Linked DNA regions of Homo sapiens: region 2 is linked to region 1. Evidence: read pairs that join two places in POLR2A ChIA-PET (ENCODE). Cell type or tissue: CD4-positive, alpha-beta T cell. All regions are shown on one strand. Links, peaks and the distances in the headings refer to the core of each region. The heading gives the core; the rest is flanking DNA.

Region 1 (10,327 bases), core at 3,119-8,118:
TCACTGCAACCTCCGCCTCCCAAGTTCAAGTGATTCTCGAGCCTCAGCCTCCCAAGTAGCTGGGATTACAGGCATGAGCCACTACGCCTGGCTAATTTTGTATTTTTAGTAGAGACAGGGTTTCGCCATGTTGGCCAGGCTGGCCTCAAACTCCCTACCTCAGGTGATCTGCCTGCTTCGGCCTCCCAAAGTGCTGGGATTACAGGTGTGAGCCACCGCACCCAGCCGAGGTTTTTTTTTTTTTTGTTTTGTTTTTTTGAGACAGTCTTGCTCTGTCACCCAGACTGGAGTGCAGTGGCATGATCTTGGTTCACTGCAACCCCCTCCTCCTGGGTTCAAGCAATTCTCGTGCCTCAACCTCCAAGTAGCTGGGATTACGGGCACAGACCACCACGCCCTGCTAATTTTTGTATTTTTAGTAGAGACAGGGTTTCACCATGTTGGCCAGGCTGGTCTCAAACTCCTGGTTTCCAGTAATACACCCACCTTGGCCTCCCAAAGTACAGTCGTGAGCCACTGCCTCCGGCTTCAGTGAGAGTCTTATACTACACTGCTGTTTCTTCAAGCTCCAACTTTTTCTTAAAAGGCCACATGGCAAATATTTTCAGGCCGTATAGTCTTTGTTGAAACTGCTCAGTTCTGCTCAAAAGCAACCAAATGTGTATGAGTGTGGCTTTGTTCCAATAAAACTTTATTTACAAAAATAGGTATCAGGCTGGTTTTAGCCCACAGGCAGTAGTTCGCATACGACGCATGTGTTCATATGAAAAAGTCCTTGCCAAGGTAGGCCAGGGATTACTTCCAGAGAAGTTGGTGCACCAGTGCTATAGTTAACCAAATCTCTATTGTAGCTGTGTTTTTGCACATTAGGCTTGTGGAGTGAATGTGGACACTTGTAAATCCCATCATGTGTCCCTGTATTCAGTTATTCAAAACTATTTAGTGAGCACCTTCCCTAGAACCTCACCATCATAGGCCCTAGGAAGGTTCATATGAACAGGCAGATGAGTATCTGCCCTCATGGAGCTGACATTCTAGAAGAAAAAGAAGGTGATAAATTCGTAGACAAATACAGAGATGATTTCAGATCATGGTAAGCATTATGAAGGCATTAAAGCAATGTGATAAAGAATTGGCAGGGAGGTTTGCTTTGGAGACGATCAGGGAAGATTCCCTAAGGCAATGACATTGCATCCTGCAAGGGACACTGAGTAGGATAAGAGAATGAAAAATGATTCTTTTTGTGTGTGTGTTTGTTTGAGACAGGGTTTCACTCTGTGGCCCAGGCTGGAGTACAGTGGCACCATCATGGCTCACTGTAGCCTTCAACTCCTGGGATCAAGCGATTCTCCCGCCTCAGCCACCTGAGTAGCTGGAACTACAGACATATGCCACCACGTCCAGCTAATTTTTAATTTTTTAGTGTGGAGACAAGGTCTCACTATGTTGCCCAGGTTGGTCTCGAACTCCTGAGCTCAGGTGATCCTCCCACCTCGGCCTGCATAAGTGCTAAGATTACAGGCATGAGCCACTGCACTTGGCCGTAAAATTATTCTAAGAAAATAGTTGTTTTTAAAAACACACAAATAGCTCAGAAGTACATAAAATGAAAAGTAATTGCCCCTGTTCTCCTACCCTTTAAAAGGGATAAATGAATTGTAATAGGGTAACCATCTCTCAGTTCCTGGGTCCTGACAACCTTCTCTCGCCTCAGTCTCCCACCCACTTCGGTTTGGGCAGACAGTGCCTCACCGGCGTCGGCTCTGAGTGAAGTTCTATTTCTGGCCAGGCACACTGCCTTGAGCAGGAGTCTCCCAGTCCCTAGTCGGGATCGGGATTTACTGGCGCTGGTGAATGAGCCACAGCTGTTGTTCAGCCCAGCCTGTCTGTGCAGTTGAAAAGGCTGCCTTGCATGGTGAACTTTTTCTCATTTTTCTACTCCTGAGATAGGTTAGATCTGCAAGTACAAAAAAATTAGCTGGGGGCGGGGAGGCGAGGCAGTGGGCATAGTGGCTCACAACTATAATCCCAGCACTTTGCGGGGCTGAGGTGGGAGGATCACTTGAGTCCAGGAATTCAAGACCAGCCTGTGCAACATAATGAGACCCTGTGTCTTCAAAAATAAAAATAAAAAATTAGGTGGACATGGTGGCACATGCCTATAGTCCCAGCTACTCAGGAGGCTGAGGCAGGAGGGTCACTTGAGCCCAGAAGTTCGAGGCTGCAGTGAGCCAGGATCATGCCATTACACTCCAGCCTGGGTGACAGAGTGAGACCCTGTCTCGGCGGGGGAAAAAAAAAATTAGCTGGGGTAGCTCATTCCTGGAGAGGGACTGGTAGGTAGGTAGATGTAAAAATTGTATTGACTATTTGGTTTAGATCAATAGTTTTGTTCTCTGTGGCTTTACAGAAAAACTCATAAGAGTTTTAAATGTTCTCAAAATCCCTAAGGACCTGAGTCACCAGGACAAAGATTTACATAAAATAGTATCTACACACACGTTACAAACTGAAGTGTTAAGGGTCAGTGTGCCTTCTGCCTGCTCCTCTTCCTCCTTTTCCTAAATTCTCAGTAGCTATTTCCCTTCTTTCCTCTCTCCCAGAGTAAAGGCTGTCTGGTGAGGGCGGGGAGGGACCTGAAGGTCCCTAACCCGGAAACCATGTCGTGCACAGAGGGATCCTGACCCCATGAGTAACTCCACCCAGGCTCAGGAGGAGATACTAGTGGAGAAGTGATAACTGCTTTTTCTGAGCCCTGCCCATTCACTTTTTTCGTTTTTTGGTTTTTTTGTAGAGACTGAGTCTCCCTGTGTTGCTAAGGCTGGTCTTGAACTCCTGGCCTCAAGCCTTCCTCTCACTCCAGCCTCCCAAAGTGTGGGGTTACAGGTGCAAGCCACTGTGTCCATGCCCCATTCACTTTTTCTTTTTTTAATGGAGTTTTGCTCTTGTTACTCAGGCTGGAGCACGGTGGCACGATCTCGGCTCACTGCAACCTCCTTCTCCCTGGTTCAAGTGATTCTCCTGCCTCAGCCTCCCAAGTAGCTGGGATTATAGGCATGCACCACCATGCCCAGATAATTTTGTATTTTTAGTAGAGATGGGGTTTCACCATGTTGGTCAGGCTGGTCTTGAACTCCTGACCTCAAGTGATCCACCTGCCTTGGCCTCCCAAAGTGCTGGGATTATAGGCGCGAGCCACCGTGCCTAGCCACACTTTTTTTTTTTTTTTTGAGACAAAGTCTCTCTCCGTTGCCCAGGCTGTAGGGCAGTGGCGCAATCTCGGCTCACTGCAACCTCCACCTCCTGGGTTCAAGAGATTCTCCTGCCTCAGCCTCCTGAGTAGCTAGGATTACAGGTGCCCACCACCACACCTGGCTAATTTGTGTATTTTTAGTAGGGATGGGGTTTCACCATGTTGGTCAGGCTGGTCTTGAACTCCTGGTCTCAAGTGATCCGCCCGCCTTGGCCTCCCAAAGTGCTGGGATTACAGGCATGAGCCATCTCACCCGGACCCATGCCCGTTCACTTTTAAGATATGGTTCTCCTTTTACGAAATGCTTCTCTGACGTCAGGTTTCTGTTGGAAACCTTGTGACACTGTGTGGTCCTTTCCATCCCATCACAGAACAACCTGGGCTCGCTCTCTCCATGGTTTGGCCATGGCTTAGGCCTATCCAGATTGAAAGGCCCTGTGTGATGATTTGAGGCCAGGCAGAAACTCACTGGGGTTTAACAGAAACAGGTCACCATCTGGCAGCAACAGGCTGTTCAGACGGGGCTGACTGTCTGTGGTCATTCTGCCATTATGGCTAACACTCCGGAGCTTCAGATGGAGCAGTGGTCTCCCTCAGAACTCATCCAGCTGGAGCCCAGTGTGAAAAGAAATTCCCAGCAAAACTAAAATTCTGCTGCCAGCTGACACAAATGTTAGGTCTGGAAACATTGAGTAAGAGGCAGAGTGGTCCACACAAGCCTTAATGTGGAAAGGCAAGAGCTGGTGTTCAGTTCGTGACAGTTGTGGGGAGAAGAAGGTTGGCATTTGCAGGGATTGTGGGGCTCCTGGCTGGGTCATTCCTACCTCAGGAGTCTCCAGTGCCCATCTCAGGCATCAGGATTCACCACCACGGCAGGAGTGTGTTGCTGCTGGAGCTGGCAGTGCCCTTCTGTCCAACGGAAGCAGTAGAGCTTTTCTCATGACAGAAAGCTCTCTGGGTTGCCACCTCTGCTGATAAAACAGGTTTCTTGGCCAGGTGTGGTGGCTCATGTCTGTAATCCCAGCACTTTGGGAGACCCAGGCGGGCAGATCACGAGATCAGGAGTTCGAGACCAGCTTGACCAACATGGTGAAACCCCGTCTCTACTAAAAATACAAAAATTAACTGGGCATGGTGGCACATGCATGTAATCCCATCTCAGGAGGCTGAGGCAGGAGAATCGCTTGAACCCAGGAGGTGGAGGTCGCAGTGAGCCAAGATCGCGCCACTGTACTCTAGCCTGAGCGACAGAGCGAGACTCCATCTCAAAAAAAAAACACAAAAAACAAACAAACAAACAAAAAAACAGGTTTCTAAGCCTGGGATCTGGGAACTGCCATGCAATAGAGAATGAGCAACTCTGGGCCCCGAGCTCTCCTCCTTGAGGGTCTAAACCAGGCAGCAGGGCCGGTTGGTTTGGGTGAAGTCTCCTTTCCAGCCCTATCCTCCTTGGTGTTGCTCATTCCAGGTGCAAACATCCTAGAACTTCCATTTGAGGCAGGTGAATAAGGATGATTTCTGGGAGAGTCCTTTCCGCGGGAGATTAAAGTTTAGGCCATTGATCTATCCGTTATTGAAACCATCCAGGGTCCTGAGAGCTTCTCCTAACCTCTTGCCAGTGAAGCAGGTGGCCCTCTACACAGATATTCTCCTCCATGCTGTGTATTTTGTTTTGTTTTTTTTTTTTGTTTTTTGAGACAGAGTCTCACTCTGTTGCCCAGGCTGGAGGGCAGTGGTGTGATTTCTGCTCACTGCAACCTTCACCTCCTGGGTTCAAGTGATTCTCCTGCCTCAGCCTCCCAAGTAGCTGGGATTACAGGCAGGCACCACCATGTTGGGCTAGTTTTTGTATTTTTAGTAGAGACGGGGTTTCATCATATTGGCCAGGCTGGTCTTGAACTTCTGACATCAAGTGATCCACCTGCCTTGGCCTCCCAAAGTCCTGGGCTTATAGGCATGAGCCACCGCACCTGGCCTCATGCTGTGTACTTGTAATTTATCTTTTCCTCCTTTGCCATAAGTGTCTACAAACATTGCACAAATACATAAGGAAGAAGGTATTAGTTTCTTATAATTCCCTTCCTCCCCAGATAACTGTATTTAACAGTTGGAACTAACAGATTCTGAGAAACCCAATATTATGCGAGTACAAGGAAGGAACTGATGCGTGCTTGAAATACACAAAAATCTCCAAACTTAATTTTTGAGGGTAATCAACCTTCATTGTTCACACTTTTGCTCCAAGTTGTTTTTGGTGTTCACAGACTGCTGAGGCATGAGAGTCCTGAACATGTTGAGAGGAAGGGGAGTAATAAAACCACATGAATCCTTAACATTTAGTTTATTCGGCACCTGTTACATGCCAGGCCCTACAGTTGGCATGTTTACATGTGTTTCCTGGGTCAGTGGCCCATGATGTCGGGGCACTTTGGGTTTTTTGGGGTTTTTTTGGACAGAGTTTCGCTCTTTCACCAGGCTGGAGGACAGTGGCGCCATCTTAGCTCAGTGCAACCTCTGCCTCCCAGGTTCAAATGATTCTCCTGCCTCAGCCTCCCAAGTAGCTGGGATTACAGATGCCCATCACCACGCCTGGCTAATTTTTGTATTTTTAGTAGTGATGGGGTTTCACCATGTTGGCCAGGCTGGTCTCCAACTCAGGTGATCTGCCCGCCTCAGCCTCCCAAAGTGCTGGGATTACAGGTGTGAGTCACCGCACCTGGCCTTGGGGTTTGTTTTTTGAGACAGGGTCTTGCTCTGTCACCCAGGGTGGAGTGCAGTGGTGTGATCTCAGCTCACTGCAGCCTCGACCTCCCAGGATCAAGTAATCCTCCTACCTCAGCCCTCCTGAATAGCTGGTACTACAGGTGTGCACCACCACGTCCAACTAATTTTTTCTATATTTTTTTTTTTTTTTGTAGAGATGGAGTTTTGCCATGTCGCCTAGGCTGCTCTGAAACTTCTGGGCTCAAGCCATTCTCCACCTTGGCTTCCCAAAGTGCTGGGATTACAGGCATGAGCCACCACACCCACCCGATGCCTGTTTAACACATGAGGGAATGGAGTTTAGAGAAGTAAACTGCCAGAGGTTATTAAGCTCACAAGGAGCAGGGCTGGGATTCAAACCATTTTCTGGCTCTTGCTCTTTCCCATTTCTCTGACCCTTTTCCTTCTCCATGGTGTTGGTCTTGAAGTAACAGATAACACGTCCCCATGGGTCAAGTCTGGGGGCCAGTCCTCCATAAAACCACCTAACAAATATTTGTTTTTATTGTTTTGTTTTGTTTTGAGACGGAGTTTTGCTCTTCTTGCCCAGGCTTGGAATACAGTGGCACAATCTTGGCTCACTGCAACCTCCGTCTCCTGGGTTCAAGCAATTCTCCTGTCTCAGCCTCCCGAGTAGCTGGGATTATAGGCGCCCGCCACCACGCCCGGCTAATTTTTGTATTTTTAGTAGAGACGGGGTTTCATCATATTGGTCAGGCTGGTCTCGAACTCCTGACCTCAGGTGATCCGCCCGCCTCGGCCTCCCAAAGTGTTGGGATTACAGGCATGAGCCACCGCGCCTGGGCACAAATATTTGTTGAGTGAGTATTATGTGCTGAGCACTCTTCTCGTCATAGGAATCAACAGTGAGCAAATCCTACCAAGCTCCTTCCCCCGTGGGGCAGACATTCTGGAAGAGGAGACAGACATCAAACAAATTGCAGTGGGATAGGTGTACACCCCAAGTCCTCCCTAATGTCCTTTACTATCCATTATGGATTTGTAATCCAGGAAGGTCCATCATGCTTTCTAGCCTTGTATTTACGTTTTCAGCCTGTAGAATATCTGACTGTATTGCACGGGCCTTGGAATGGCAGCAAGGGTCCCCCCAGGATCCCCCAGCCTAACATTGTGATTTAGACAGTGACAGAGTGAGCATTTCCCTTGGCCATACTTGGGTTGTCTGGGTGGGGGAGGCACTCATGAGGTGGTGGTGTAGGCACAGGAGAGGAAAAGGGAAGTGAAAGATGAACACGCCAGCTGAAGCTTCTGTGCTTTGAAAGCCTGGTTAAAATGAGGCTTTGAAAAACTCCCTTCTCCTCCGCCAGTGCCACACACAACACTGAGCGTGCAGAGCTCAGAAAACCGAGCTCAGGGTCTCTGCCAGCTCCTGCTTCCGTCCCAGCAGTAGAAGAATGGAGTAGAATCGTGTGCACTCTGTTTTTCAGGCCATTGGCTGGCTTCTAGGTCTCTGGTGTTCGCTGAGGGGCCCCTTGGCAGAACCTCTTAGCAGTTTTCTCCCCACCTTAAGAGGAGTCCTCGGTCCCTCCGTAAGAAGTCAATCCCTGTGCTGAGTTCTCAGCCAGAGTAATCATAGTACCTTGAGGCTTGCACACTCCCCTTCCGGGAAGAGGAAGCATTTAGCTGCTTTTGGAAACCATGTTCTGTCAATTATGCTAGAGATCTGTGCCCAAGTAGGCTAGTCACTTTCAGCTGTCATTTTTCCTACACCACAAAGAAAGCACAGAAAAATGAAATCCACAGAAAAATGAAATGCACAGATAATTCAAGTACCTGCTTTTTTCCAGCTTTCCCCCTGCATGTCTTTCTTTTTCTTGAGACAGGGTCTCACTCTGTCACCCAGACTGGGATGCAGTGGTGCAATCACAGCTACTGCAGCCTCTGCCTACCAAGTAGCTGGGACTACAGGTGTATGCCACCATGCCCAGCTAATTTTTTTTTTTTGTACATTTAGTAGAGACAGGGTCTCGCCATGTTGCCCAGGCTGGTCACCCCCTGCATATCTTTCAATAGAGCTGCCAGTAAAGCAGAGAGTCTACCAACTCTCCAGCAGAAGGACTAATGAGCAGTAATTTCGGAGGTGGGCAAAGAAACCTGTGCAATTAGCTGCTGTATTTAGTGGCAAATGAATGGTTAAGAAGCATTGATTTCACCAAACTTGCTTAAAGATCGATGCAGTCCCATGGTGGATAAACCCTTTATGACAGCTCTACACGTTGGGGGACTTTACCAGACCCAGGTTGCCACCCAGTCTGGGCACACGCCCTTCCTGGCTAGGGGCATTGACTGCCCTTCTAAGACATCGCTGAAGGACAGCATTTTTCTTTTTAATATTATTTTTATTTTTTATTTTTTATTTTTAGAGACAGGGTCTTGCTCTGTCACCCAGGCTGCAGTACACAACCATAACTCCCTGCAACCTCAAGCTCCTGGGCTAAAGCAATCCTCCCGCCTCATCATCCCAAGTAGTTGGGACTATAGGTGTGTGCCACCAGGCCTGGCTAATTTTTTAGTATTTTGTAGGGACAGGGGTCTTGCTATGTTGCCCTGGCTGGTCTTGAACTCCTGGGCTCAAGCGAACTTCCTGCCTTGGGCTCCCAAAATGCTGGGATTATAGGTGTGAGCCACCACTCCCAGCCAACAGCATTTTTGTTTTTCTTTCTTTTTCTTTCTTTCTTTCTTTCTTTTTTTTTTTTTTTTTTGACATAGTCTTGCTCTGATGCCCAGGCTGGAGTGCAATAGTGCAATCTTGGCTCACTGTAACCTCTGCCTCCTGGGTTCAAGTGATTCTCCTGTCTCAGCCTCCCAAGTAGCTGGGATTACAGGTGCGCACCACCACACCTGGCTAATTTTTTGTATATTTAGCAGAGACAGGGTTTCACCATGTTGGCCAGGCTGGTCTTGAACTCCTGACCTCAGGTGATCCACCCACCTCAGCCTCTCAGAGTGCTGGGATTATAGGTGTGAGCCGCTGTGCCTGGCCAACATTTTTCATATAGAGCAACTAGCCTCATTGTTTTTGAATTGCAAGATCTCTGATTGGTTCTTATGCGGGGGTGATTTCTGGGCTTTCTTGCTCTATAATTCACTATAATTTGATTGCCATTGAGAATGAAATATTTTCTAGGCTATGGTGCAGTGGAACCTCAGGTGAAGGATTTTAAAATTAGGGGAGTAGGCTTGACGCAGTGGCTCATGCCTGTAATCCCAGGATTTTAGGAGGCCAAGGCAGGAGGATCACTTGAGCCCAGGAGTTTGAGACCAGCCTGGGCAATATAGTGAGACCCCATCTCTATTATTTTATTATTGTTATTATTATTTTATACTTTAATTTCTAGGGTACATGTGCACAATGTGCAGGTTTGTTACATAGGTGTGCAGGTTTGTTACATAGGTGTACATGTGCCATGTTGGTTTGCTGCACCCATTAACTCGTCATTTACATTAGGTATTTCTCCTAATGCTATGCCTCCCCCTGCCCCCCACCTCACGATGGGCCCCAGTGTGTGATGTTCCCCGCCCCGTGTCCAAGTGTTCTCATTGTTCAGTTCCCACCTATGAAGGAGAACATGCAGTGTTTGGTTTTCTGTCCTTGTGATAGTTTGCTCAGAATGATGGTTTCCAGCTGCATCCATATCCCTGCAAAGGACATGAACTCATCCTTTTTGATGGCTGCATAGTATTCCATGGTGTATATGTGCCACATTTTCTTAATCCAGTCTATCATTGATGGACATTTGGGTTGGTTCCAAGTATTTGCTATTGTGAATAGTGCCACAATAAACATATGTGTGCATGTGTCTTTACCACATCTCTATTATTAAAATAAATAAATAGGAGAGTGGGCCGGGTATGATGATAAGGTGGGAGGATCGCTTGAGCCCAGGAGTTCAAGACTGGCCTGGGCAATATAGTGAGACTCCATCTCTATTATTATATTACATAAATATATTAATCTAGGAGAGTAGGCTGGGCATGGTGGTGTGCGCCTATAGTCCCAGCTACATGGAAGGCTGAGGTGGAAGGATTGCTTGAGCCCAGGAGTTCGAGACTGTAGTGCACTATGATTGTGCCTGTGATGAGCCACTGCACTCCAGCTTGGGCAACATAGTGAGCCCCCATCTCAAAAAAAAAAAACAACAAAAATAAAATTAGCAGTGTACATCGGAAGCATTGCAGTTCCCTGGGGCTGGTGAAGCGGCAGGCACCCAGCAGCTGAAGCCTCTGTTGACATCTCATGTTGTCTAGGAGGGAAGCAACTGGGACATTCCTGATGTGGTCCCCTAAATC
Region 2 (10,327 bases), core at 3,126-8,125, 220 kb after region 1:
AAATGTATTTTTTTCTTAATTTGACTGTGTAAGTAGCATTTCCTTCTTGTCCTTCAGTTGACTCTCTTTCTGTTTGAGGATTTTATTAAACTGAAGAGATTAGTTTCATTAACTCTCACCTTTCCATGTTATCACAGTGAAGAAAGCCTAAAGTAACATGATCTAGTAACTTACATAATATTTATTCATTAGTCCTTCAGTAATTTAAAAATTGCACCTACCTGGAAAATTATTTTGGGTATTGTTTTCCTAAAAATTACCCATGAGGTAGTAGTGCTACTACTACTACTACTAACAGTAACTGAGCAGTGCTGCTTCATTTATTTATTTATTTGTTTGTTTTGTTTGTTTTAAAGACAAGGCCTGACTCTGTTACCCAGGCTGGTCTCAAACTCCTGGCTTCGAGCGATCCTGCCACTTCTGCCTCCCAAAGTGCTGGGATTATAGGTGTGAGCCACCACACCCGGCCCTGTTTTATTTATTGGATACCTGTCATATTCCAAACTCTCTAAACTTTTGCGTTTCTTTAATTCTTTTTTTTTTTCTAAGATGGAGTCTTGCTCTGTCACCCAGGCGGGAGTGCAGTGATGCGATCTTGGCTCACTGCAACGTCTGCCTCCCAGGTTCACGCCATTCTCCTGCCTCAGCCTCCCGAGTGGCTGGGACTGCAGGCGCACGCCACCACACCCAGCTAATTTTTATATTTTTAGTAGAGACGGGTTTTCACCATGTTGGCCAGGATGATCTCAGTTTCTTGACCTCACCCGCCTTGGCCTCCTAAAGTGCTGGCATTACAGGCGTGAGCCACTGAGCCCCATCTGTTTTATTTAATTCTTAACCCTGTGATATAGGTACTATTATAATTATTTTCATTTTACACACTTGATATTGGGGGAAATTGGGTATGATGCAATTTTAGAAATACTATTTTCATTTAGTTTCATTATGTTGGCTGATAGTCCTGTGTTCCATGTGGTAACTTTAGGCATAAAATTATGATAGGAAACCCATTTCAAAGGTGTTAAGTGATTTGTCCACGGACATGTGCTATATGTCTGATCCAAGATTTGAATCTAGACCTCTGAATCCCAAACCCATATACGCACTATTATTATTATTACACTAAGTGAATTGAATTCACTAGTCTTACTTCATTTGAAAAAAAAAAGTTCAAGTTATTAATAGAATGCAACACTTGCATTGGTGGTATGTGGTGGTAAATGAAGATTATACTTTTGTGCTCCTGCATATTTATTGTCTTCTGCCACCTCTGAAGGTAGAGTACGAGATAGATGTGTAGAATGCAGGGCCTCCAGAAATTCCAGTCTGAAAATTTAGACCTATTAGTTATTTTAAGAAGTTTTCTAATGCTGCTCATTTTCTGTTTGTCTTTTCACTAAAGTTTGTTGTTGTTGCCTTTTTGCAGCAGTGATTCCAGCAGTAGTTCAAGTGATGATTCTCCAGCTCGATCAGTTCAGTCTGCAGCAGTCCCTGCACCCACTTCCCAGTTGCTTTCATCTCTGGAAAAAGATGAGCCCCGTAAAAGTTTTGGCATCAAGGTCCAGAATCTTCCAGTACGCTCTACAGGTAAAATTTTGTGTGAATGTCCTTTCCTCTGTGCTACTACTGAGGAATGAGGTATGATACTGCATTACATTGAAATAACTTTGGGCATAAAATTATAATGGAAAACCCATTTCGAAATATTAACGTTTTAAATGAGGAAAGCCATGAATAATGGAAAAGTCTGCTTAAGCTATTCTGTGGTCTCTACTGGTAATATTTTTAATTGACAGCTGACCGTAATATACTGTTACTCCTACATTGGTCATGTTGAGCATGTAAACAAGTTAAAACTATTAGTAGATAGTCATGCCAACAAAGACCAAATTAAGTATTTTTTAGCTAAGTGTATTTCAGTGATTGCTTAAATTATTTACTAAAATAGGGGCCAGGCGCGGTGGCTCATGCCTGTAATCCCAGCACTTTGGGAGGCCGAGGCGGGCGGATCACGAGGTCAGGAGATCGAGACCATCCTGGCTAACATGGTGAAACCCCGTCTCTACTAAAAATACAAAAATTAGCTGGGCGTGGTGGCGGGCGTCTGTAGTCCCAGCTACTCGGGAGGCTGAGGCAGGAGAATGGCGTGAACCCAGGAGGCGGAGTTTGCAGTGAGCTGAGGTCAGGCCACTGCACTCCAGCCTGGGCGACAGAGCGAGACTCTGTCTCTAAAAAAAAAAAAAAAAAAAAAAAAAAATTATTTACTAAAATAGCCTAAAAACTTATGTATCAGGTTTGTGAATAGAGTTATTGAGATACTAATGTTGATGAGCTTTTGATTTAGAGTACTTGGTAATTTAGAAATGGACAAGGGAGTAAAATTGGCTTGCCTTTCTATACACCTTTTATATTTCTAATAAAGCAAATTAACACAAGACCCCCAGATGGTATGATTCATCTGTAAAGGATACTAAAATTGTTTAGCATGCTACATGACACTTCTCACACAATTTTATCATTGAGATGATCCTTGGAAAGATAGACGATGCCTTTCCATTTCAAGTCTTTAACACTTTATAAACAGACATGTAAAAGTTTTATTATGAAACCTACCCCAAAGTAGAAGGAATAGCAAAATGAACTCCCCTTATATAATATCCAAGATTCAGAAATCATCATTTTGCATTTTTGCTTTATCTGTTTCCTGTCTTCCTGCTTTCCTACTGTTTTTTGTTTTTTTTTTTACCTTTAAGGTGAATCCTTGATGTTGTTTTATTTCATACCTATTTACACACGTATATTTATGTATATATCTATAATATATAAGGGCATTTTTCTGGATAACCACAGTATCATTCTTACCTAACAAAATAACCAATACTATCATCTAACAGTTTATTTTCAGAATTGTACAATAATCTCGAAACCGTGTTTTTAGAGCTTTTTTGTTTGAAAAAGTAATGTTTTAATGACAATAAAATTTAAGTCAAATCTCAAGCTAGATCCTTTTGTGGTTCATAAGCATGATGATTGGGTTTTCATGCTGTGTGAGGTGTGCCTCCCTCAGACCTTGTTATGACATTAGTATATTACCTGTCTGACATGAACAAAAAAATGAGAAAATCAGGCTAAAGATTTAGTAGGTTGCTTATTTAGTTATAATTAAATTAGAAGAATTAATAACTTGGTTTTTTTTGGGAATTTAGATACAAGCCTTAAAGATGGCCTTTTCCATGAATTTAAGAAATTTGGAAAAGTAACTTCAGTGCAGATACATGGAACTTCAGAAGAGAGGTATGGTCTGGTATTCTTTCGGCAGCAAGAGGACCAAGAAAAAGCCTTGACTGCATCAAAAGGAAAACTTTTCTTTGGCATGCAGATTGAAGTAACAGCATGGATAGGTCCAGGTAAGACACAAGCAAGCTGAGTTTGAGTTACTCATCACACACACTGTTTGTGTTGCAGTGTATGAGAGGGCAGCATATGATCCTGAATGAGGACACTATTCTGGCTTTATTTATTGACATATTTCCATTGTCTTCTGTTTTAAAAGATGGTTCTATTTATTGTTCAACTTAATAAAAAACATTGTTTTGGTTAGGGAGGATAGATTTTTCTGTTGCTGTAATGGAGCCTTGCTGACTGTTAAGAGTCTGAAAGGCAGAACTGTGTAGACCCTTATTGAGTCCAGCCTTCCCAAAAGGATTGAATTTATCAAAACTAGGAGGTAGCTCCTAGGAGTGTGACAACAGAATTACCTTGAATTGGAAAGGAAACTACTTCTGGTTGGGCGCAGTGGCTCATGCCTGTAATCCCAGCACTTTGGGAGGCTGAGGTGGGTGGATCATCTGAGGTCAGGAGTTCAAGACCAGCCTGGCCAACATGGTGAAACCCTGTTTCTACTAGAAATACAAAAATTAGCTGGGCGTGGTGGCGCACGCCTGTAATCCCAGCTACTTGGGAGGCTGAGGCGGGAGAATCGTGTGAACCCGGGAGGTCAAGGTTGTAGTGAGCTGAGATTGCACCACTGCACTCCAGCCTGGGCAACAGAGCAAGACTGCATCTCAATAAATAAATAAAAAGAAAAAAGAAACAAATTACTTAATATTGATGTGGGGGACTTGTTAGACCAGTTTTATTTCTATTATGTCCAATACAAGTTGGGTCTGTTTTTCCAGCTTGCATGACCTTGAAGACAGAGTAACAGGAATAAGCCTTATGGGTGCAACCCACTGAGAATTTCCAGGGAACATTTATTATCTTGAACCTACCTGTGGAACCTGTTATAAGGCAGGAAATCTTCTCACACGTGGCTTGCATTGGCATTTCTCCTGTTTCAGGACCGCCTGCAGTACTTGTTTAAAAATGCAGGCTCTTTAACCCTGCCCCAGCTTACTGATTCAGAGTTTATACACTTAAGTTTGGGAACCCCTGATTTAACAGAACTTGTGAATAAATTTGTAAAGGAATCAATAGAAACATTAAAAATTTATAGTCACTTTATGAAGCTGAGACACTTGAACTTTAAGACTTTAAGTGGAATTTATAGGGTAAACATGGCCTGTTATAGGATAAATATGAATATTCTTGTAATATTCATTTATTAGATAATTAAAAAGAAAAAAATGTAGTTCCCCTGGTGAGGATGCACAAATATGTTATTTGTATGGTAAAACTGGCACGGAATTGTTAGGGTGACCACTGCAAAATGGTCACTCTGTGATGTTACAATGAAACATAACAATTCAAAGGAATATTATCTTTTCAAAGGATAATAGGTTAAGCCTTCACAGTCCTTCTTCCATCAAGTTTGAGATGGATTGCCCTAAATTTTACTAAGCTAAGAGCAACTCCAGGAGTTCTTTAAAATTTAACACATTTGGAACAGGTCAGAACGGCTTGAGAAACATTTAGAATGTCATATATGTTTCTAGAGCCAATTATAATTATTAAGTAAGGAGGATCTCATCCAGGGGCATTCAGTATGTAACTTTTATCTCTAGATGGTAGGGCTAGCTTGAGATTTTTACTGTAAAAAGCTTTTAACCTAGTTATTTAGCACCTAGGAAATAGGCTTTACCTACTTGCCAGTGAAAATTTTGAGAAGTTTGGTTGGTTCAAGTATAGAAAAGCTAACTACTTTTCCCAGATAGGACAACATTAAAACCAGTTAAATGGGATATGTGAAAGCAGTTGAATTTTGAGTATGGAGACTAGGTTGGAATTATGCTCTCAGATGGTTAAATCATTAATGTTATATTGAAATGTATTGAGCTGATTGCTTAGGTCAAGGATTATTTTCAAAGATCCAAATCCAAGAAACCTAACTTTGCATATAGACCCATTGGTGGCTTCTAAGATTTCTTTTCCCATACATTGCATTACAATCCCCTAAACATGAAATTACAAGTTCAAGAAGTTTTTTCCCAAAGGTGTGTAGGCATTAAGACTTTGACTGGTTGTGAAGGTTAAGTGGACTACACGTGGAAAACTTTTTTTTTTGCTAACTGAATTTCCGATCTTGAAAATTTACTGCTGAGCGTGGTGGCTCACACCTTGATTGATTGATTGATTGATTGGAGACAGGGTCTCACTCTGTTGCCACCCAGGCTAGAGTGTAGTGTCATAATCATGGCTCACCAAAACCTCGACCTCCTGGGCTCAAGCGATCCTCCTGCCTTGGCCTCCCAAAGTGCTAGGATTATAGGCATGAGCCACCATGCCTGACCAAGCTCATGCCTGTAAACAGTTTGGGAGGCTGAGGCAGGAGGATCGCTTGAGCCCAGGAGTTTGAGATGTGCCTGGGCAACAAAGGGAGACCCCATCTCTACAAAAAATAAAAAATCAGCCAGGTAGCCAGGCTGAGGTGGGAGGATTGCTTAAGCCCAGGAGTTTGAGGCTGCAGTAAGCTATGATCCCACCACTGCACTCCAGCCTGGGCAACAGAGCAAGACCCTGTCTCCAAGGGGGAGAAAAAAAGAAAGAAAGAAAATGCACCAGGCAGGCCATTTGGTGGGAATGAAGCCGTTACAGATTTTAATAGTTGCAAATCATGCTTTCTTCTTGTGTTTCTGCCTTTCGGAGCACAAACCTCAATATTCTATCTGAATTTTTTGAAATATTATTAAATGTCTGTGCACATTTAAATTAAGACCAAATTGAGCTTAAAATGAGATATGTTCCTTTGAGATATGCAGAATATATGGAGACAGCTATTATGAGTCCTGGGTAGTTTCTGAGTCCACCTGAGTTTCATGTGAAAGTACATCATAGTCTGATTGATCGAAAGGGGTAACATTAGTTGAGCTACCATTGGAGCCATCAGTCTGGACTCAGAAGTGAGATGTATTCTGACTTAACTCAAGGTCCCTGAAATTGAGTTTTTAAAAATACCAGTGTTGTTGACATTATCAGTAATGTTCAATGGCTGGCTCTAAATGCTTCATTTCAGTAAAGTTGATTAAATATTAATTTTTTGGATGGCTTTGTTTTACATTAAGAAAAAAGAACACACAGTAGTTTCCTATAATTGTTATCAACAAAACCTTGAGCGTTCCTGCCCTAGACCAAGTTTATAAATGGAGCTTCAGAGAAAGGCTATGATAAATTAGAAATTAAGCCATTGCTTTTGACCATAAAAAATAGAGGCTGGACGTCGTGGCTCACACCTGTAATCTCAGCACTTTGGGAGGTTGAGGCGGGCGGATCACCTGAGGTCAGGAGTTCGAGAGTAGCCTGCCCAACATGGCGAAACCCCGTCTCTACTAAAAATACAAAAATTTGGCCAGGCATGATGGCGGGCACCTGTAATCCCAGCCACTTGGGAGGCTGAGGCAGGAGAATTGCTTGAACCCAGGAGGCAGAGGTTGCAGTGAGCCGAGATTGCTCCGCTGCACTCCAGCCTGGGTGACAAGAGTGAAACTCCATCTCAAAGAAAAAAAAGAAGAAGAAGAAGCCGTAACAATCATTTCTGTTTGTCACTGGGGACCATGCAATATCAAAAGATAATTTAAAACATATTGCTTTAATCTGTTTTCATAGTTACTCTTATATCTAAAATTTCCGTATTTAGACAGTTGATTTATTGTGTTAGTATGAGAGGGGCGAAATGCTAAATATCTTATAAAATGTTGAAAAGTAAATGAAATTAAACAATGAAGGTGGACTATTTTCAGCTGAGTTTTTATGTCTATTTCAGAGTATAGTTTTATACGCCAAATTGAGAGCCTGCTACGTAATTTTGGAAACTAGGATTAGGCTCAAATAATTAATTACCATTTTTGCTGGGGTTTAAAATCTATTTCTGTGTCAGTGATTATTTTTAAAACAAATCAGGCCAAGTGCAGTGGCTCACGCCTGTCATCCCAGCACTTTGGGAGGCTGAGGCAGGAGGATTGCTTGAGCCCAGAGACCAGCCTGGGCAACAGGCTGGGGGGGTGGAAAAACTAGCTAGGCATGGTGGCATGCACTGGTGGTCCCAGCTACTTAGGAGGCTGAGGTTGGAGGATTGCTTGAGCCTGGGAGGTTGAGGCTCCAGTGAGCCATGATCCTGCCAGTACACTCCAGTCTGGGTGGCAGAGCGAGACTCTGTCCCAAAAACAACAGATCACCTTAGCAAAGATATCTATCTATTTTATTTTTTCTATTTTATTTTTGAGACAGGTTCTCTCACTGCCATCACCCAGCCTGGAGTGCAGTGGCGTGATCACAGTTCACTGCAGCCTCAACTTCCCATTCTCATGCTATTCTCCCACCTCCGCTTCCCAAATAGCTGAGAATACAGGCGTGCGCCACCATACTTGGCTAATTTTTTGTATTTTTTTTGGTAGAGATGGGGTTTCAACATGTTGCCCAGGCTAGTCTCAAACTCTGGGGCTCCAGCGATCCTCCCACCTTGACATCTTAAAGTGCTGGAATTACAGGCATGAGCCACCCTTCCCAGCTAATTTAGCAGATTTAAATCAGTTTATTTTTAATTTTAAAGGTTAAACAAAGTGTTACTTTAGCCTTAATTTTTTTTTGAAACGTTTATTTAGCCTTTGTATTCCTTTTTTGCTTTAGAGTTAATAAGGGGTGGCTATTTCTGAAGGTGTTTATGATATTTCAGTTTATGTGAGTATTCAAGCCCATTATTTCAGACATTTTGTTTTTTAAATGTAGATTTTTCCATGATATATAAATATGCATTAAAATACTGTCTTCTCTTTTTACTCGGCCCCCATTCCACTTACAGAAACAGAAAGTGAAAATGAATTTCGCCCCTTGGATGAAAGGATAGATGAATTTCACCCCAAAGCAACAAGAACTCTCTTTATTGGCAACCTTGAAAAAACCACTACTTACCATGACCTTCGCAACATCTTCCAGCGCTTTGGAGAAATTGTGGTATGTTGCTTTTACTATGTAAACAATTTTAGGTCTTTGTCATAACACATAAAGCATAGTACAGATTATATTTGGAAAGGTGATATTTAATGGTGTAATGAATGAACATTGTTGTGTGCTTTTAGCTCTTGCTAAAAGATAATCCAGAGAATCCCATTGGGTATGGTTCTATATACGTGTGTAAAAATGTAATATATGTCCTTTGTTTACACATATATATTTTCTTACCTCTTTTTTTTTTTTTTTTTTGAGACAGAGTATCACTCTGTCTCCGAGCCTGGAGTGCAGTGTCATGATCACGACTCACTGCAGCCTCAACCTCCTGGGCTCAAGTGATCCTCCCATCTCTCAGTCTCCTGAGTAGCTGGGACTGCAGACATGTCCCACCACGCCCAGCTAACTCTTGTGTTTTTTGTAGAGGTGGTGTTTTGCCATGTTGCCCAGGCTGGCTCTTACCCATTTTTATCTTTCTTTGTTCATTGGGTTCTGTTTTAATGCCATCTCTAGTCCTGTGGATTGAAAGGAAAATCTGGAAGAGAAAAATGTTTGTAAAAATGAAGCAGCAGGCTGAGCATGGTGGCTCACACCTATAATCTCAGCACTTTGGGAGGGTGAGGTGGGCAGATCACTTTGAGCTCAGAAGTTTAAGCCCAGCCTGGGCAACATGGTGAAACCCTGTCTCTATAAAAATACAAAAATTAGCTGGGCGTTGGTGGCTTGCTCCAGTAGTCCCAGCTACTCAGGCGGCTGAGGCTGGAGAACCACTTGAGCCCAGGAAGCAGAGGCTGCGGTGAGCCGAGATCACGCCACTGTACTCCAGCGTGGGTGACAGAGTGAGACCCTGTCTCCAAAAATAGAAGCAGCAAATTAGTGTATGATTGTTTTGTGATCACAGTGCACATCAGAAATACCTTGGGGATTACTAGAATATGGATGTCGTCTGCTAGCAGTTTAATTCTATTAGGAAGTCTTAATTTGAATCACTTTTTATATTATGCAAGTCATTGTTAGATTAAGGGGTACAAGAAGTTTTCTGTTCCTTTATGACTTAAAATTAGAGTCAGTTTAAAAATGAAAATATTTTGGTCACAGCTTTGTAATCTTGGGATATACTATTATTATTTTTTTAGACAGAGTTTCACTCTTGTCACCCAGGCTGGAGTGCAGTGGTGCGATCTTGGCTCACTGCAGCCTCCGCCTCCTGGGTTCAAGCGATTCTCCTGCCTCAGTCTCCTGAGTAGCTGGGATTACAGGCGCCCGCCACCATGCCCAGCTAATTTTGTATTTTTTAGTAGAGGCGGGGTTTCACCGTGTTGGCCAGGCTGGTCTTAAACTCCTGACCTCAGGTGATCTACCTGCCGTGGCCTCCTAAAGTGGTGGGATTACATGTGTGAGCCACCATGCCCAGGCTGGGAGATAACATTTTGTAAGATATCAGCCTTTCTCATCTCCTCAAAATCTTTCATAGAATCGTAACTTCTGTAGAAATCTGCACATGCCTTCTTTCTTGGTTCAGCCACAGCAAACTTATAGAGAACCACAACCCCCAATTAATGCTCCAGCAATATGATATTACAGATTCTTGGCCAGAAAGTCACACATCTGAGGTTTCATCAAAGCACTGGAAGCCCTGGTAGTTAGTTATTGTCCTTGATAGGTATGACAGCCCCACCCCAATGTCCTTCCTTGCTGATGGAGAAATGGATGACCTCATTTTCAATTATTTTGATTTGTCAAATTATTTTGGTTTTGTGGGAGTAGCATATACTCTAATTGCAGTTCTACTGCCTACCTAGATGGGTGGTATGGAATTCAGTAACCTATCTGGGCTCCAGCTTCTTTTGTCTTTAGACAGTTATCTGTTATTTATTTATTTATTTATTGATCTTTTAATTTTAAAGGTTAAAGAACAAAGATTTATTAATCTTCTCAGATATCATAT

Evidence for each region. ChIA-PET counts read pairs that join two places held together with the same protein. Peaks named below come from ENCODE experiments on the same cell type or tissue, not always from the same donor. Only the 100,000 strongest peaks of a DNase experiment are listed, where the experiment ranks them.
Region 2: POLR2A ChIA-PET joins it to region 1 with 12 read pairs; 2 of 35 experiments call an interaction of 5 or more read pairs at or near these places.

Annotation. Positions count from the first base shown.
Region 1 is chr1:15,689,829-15,700,155 of GRCh38, forward strand. The region is part of intron 1 of PLEKHM2 (pleckstrin homology and RUN domain containing M2); the gene reads left to right. Among named protein-coding and RNA genes, the nearest start is that of PLEKHM2, 11 kb to the left of the region's middle. RefSeq lists enhancers at 7,168-7,217, 7,228-7,277, 7,288-7,347, 7,418-7,487. In CD4-positive, alpha-beta T cell, for the core only: no CTCF peak of the experiment used is centred there; a DNase peak (open chromatin) is centred at 7,293; H3K4me3 peaks cover 1,121 bases; H3K27ac peaks cover 1,665 bases.
Region 2 is chr1:15,907,895-15,918,221 of GRCh38, forward strand. SPEN (spen family transcriptional repressor) reads left to right here. Exons shown (of 15, transcript NM_015001.3): 4 at 1,427-1,587; 5 at 3,207-3,407; 6 at 8,234-8,385. It overlaps LOC124904815 (small nucleolar RNA U13), which reads left to right and starts at 3,003; the gene lies at 3,003-3,103. RefSeq lists a silencer at 4,106-4,306. In CD4-positive, alpha-beta T cell, for the core only: no CTCF peak of the experiment used is centred there; no DNase peak of the experiment used is centred there; H3K4me3 peaks cover 145 bases.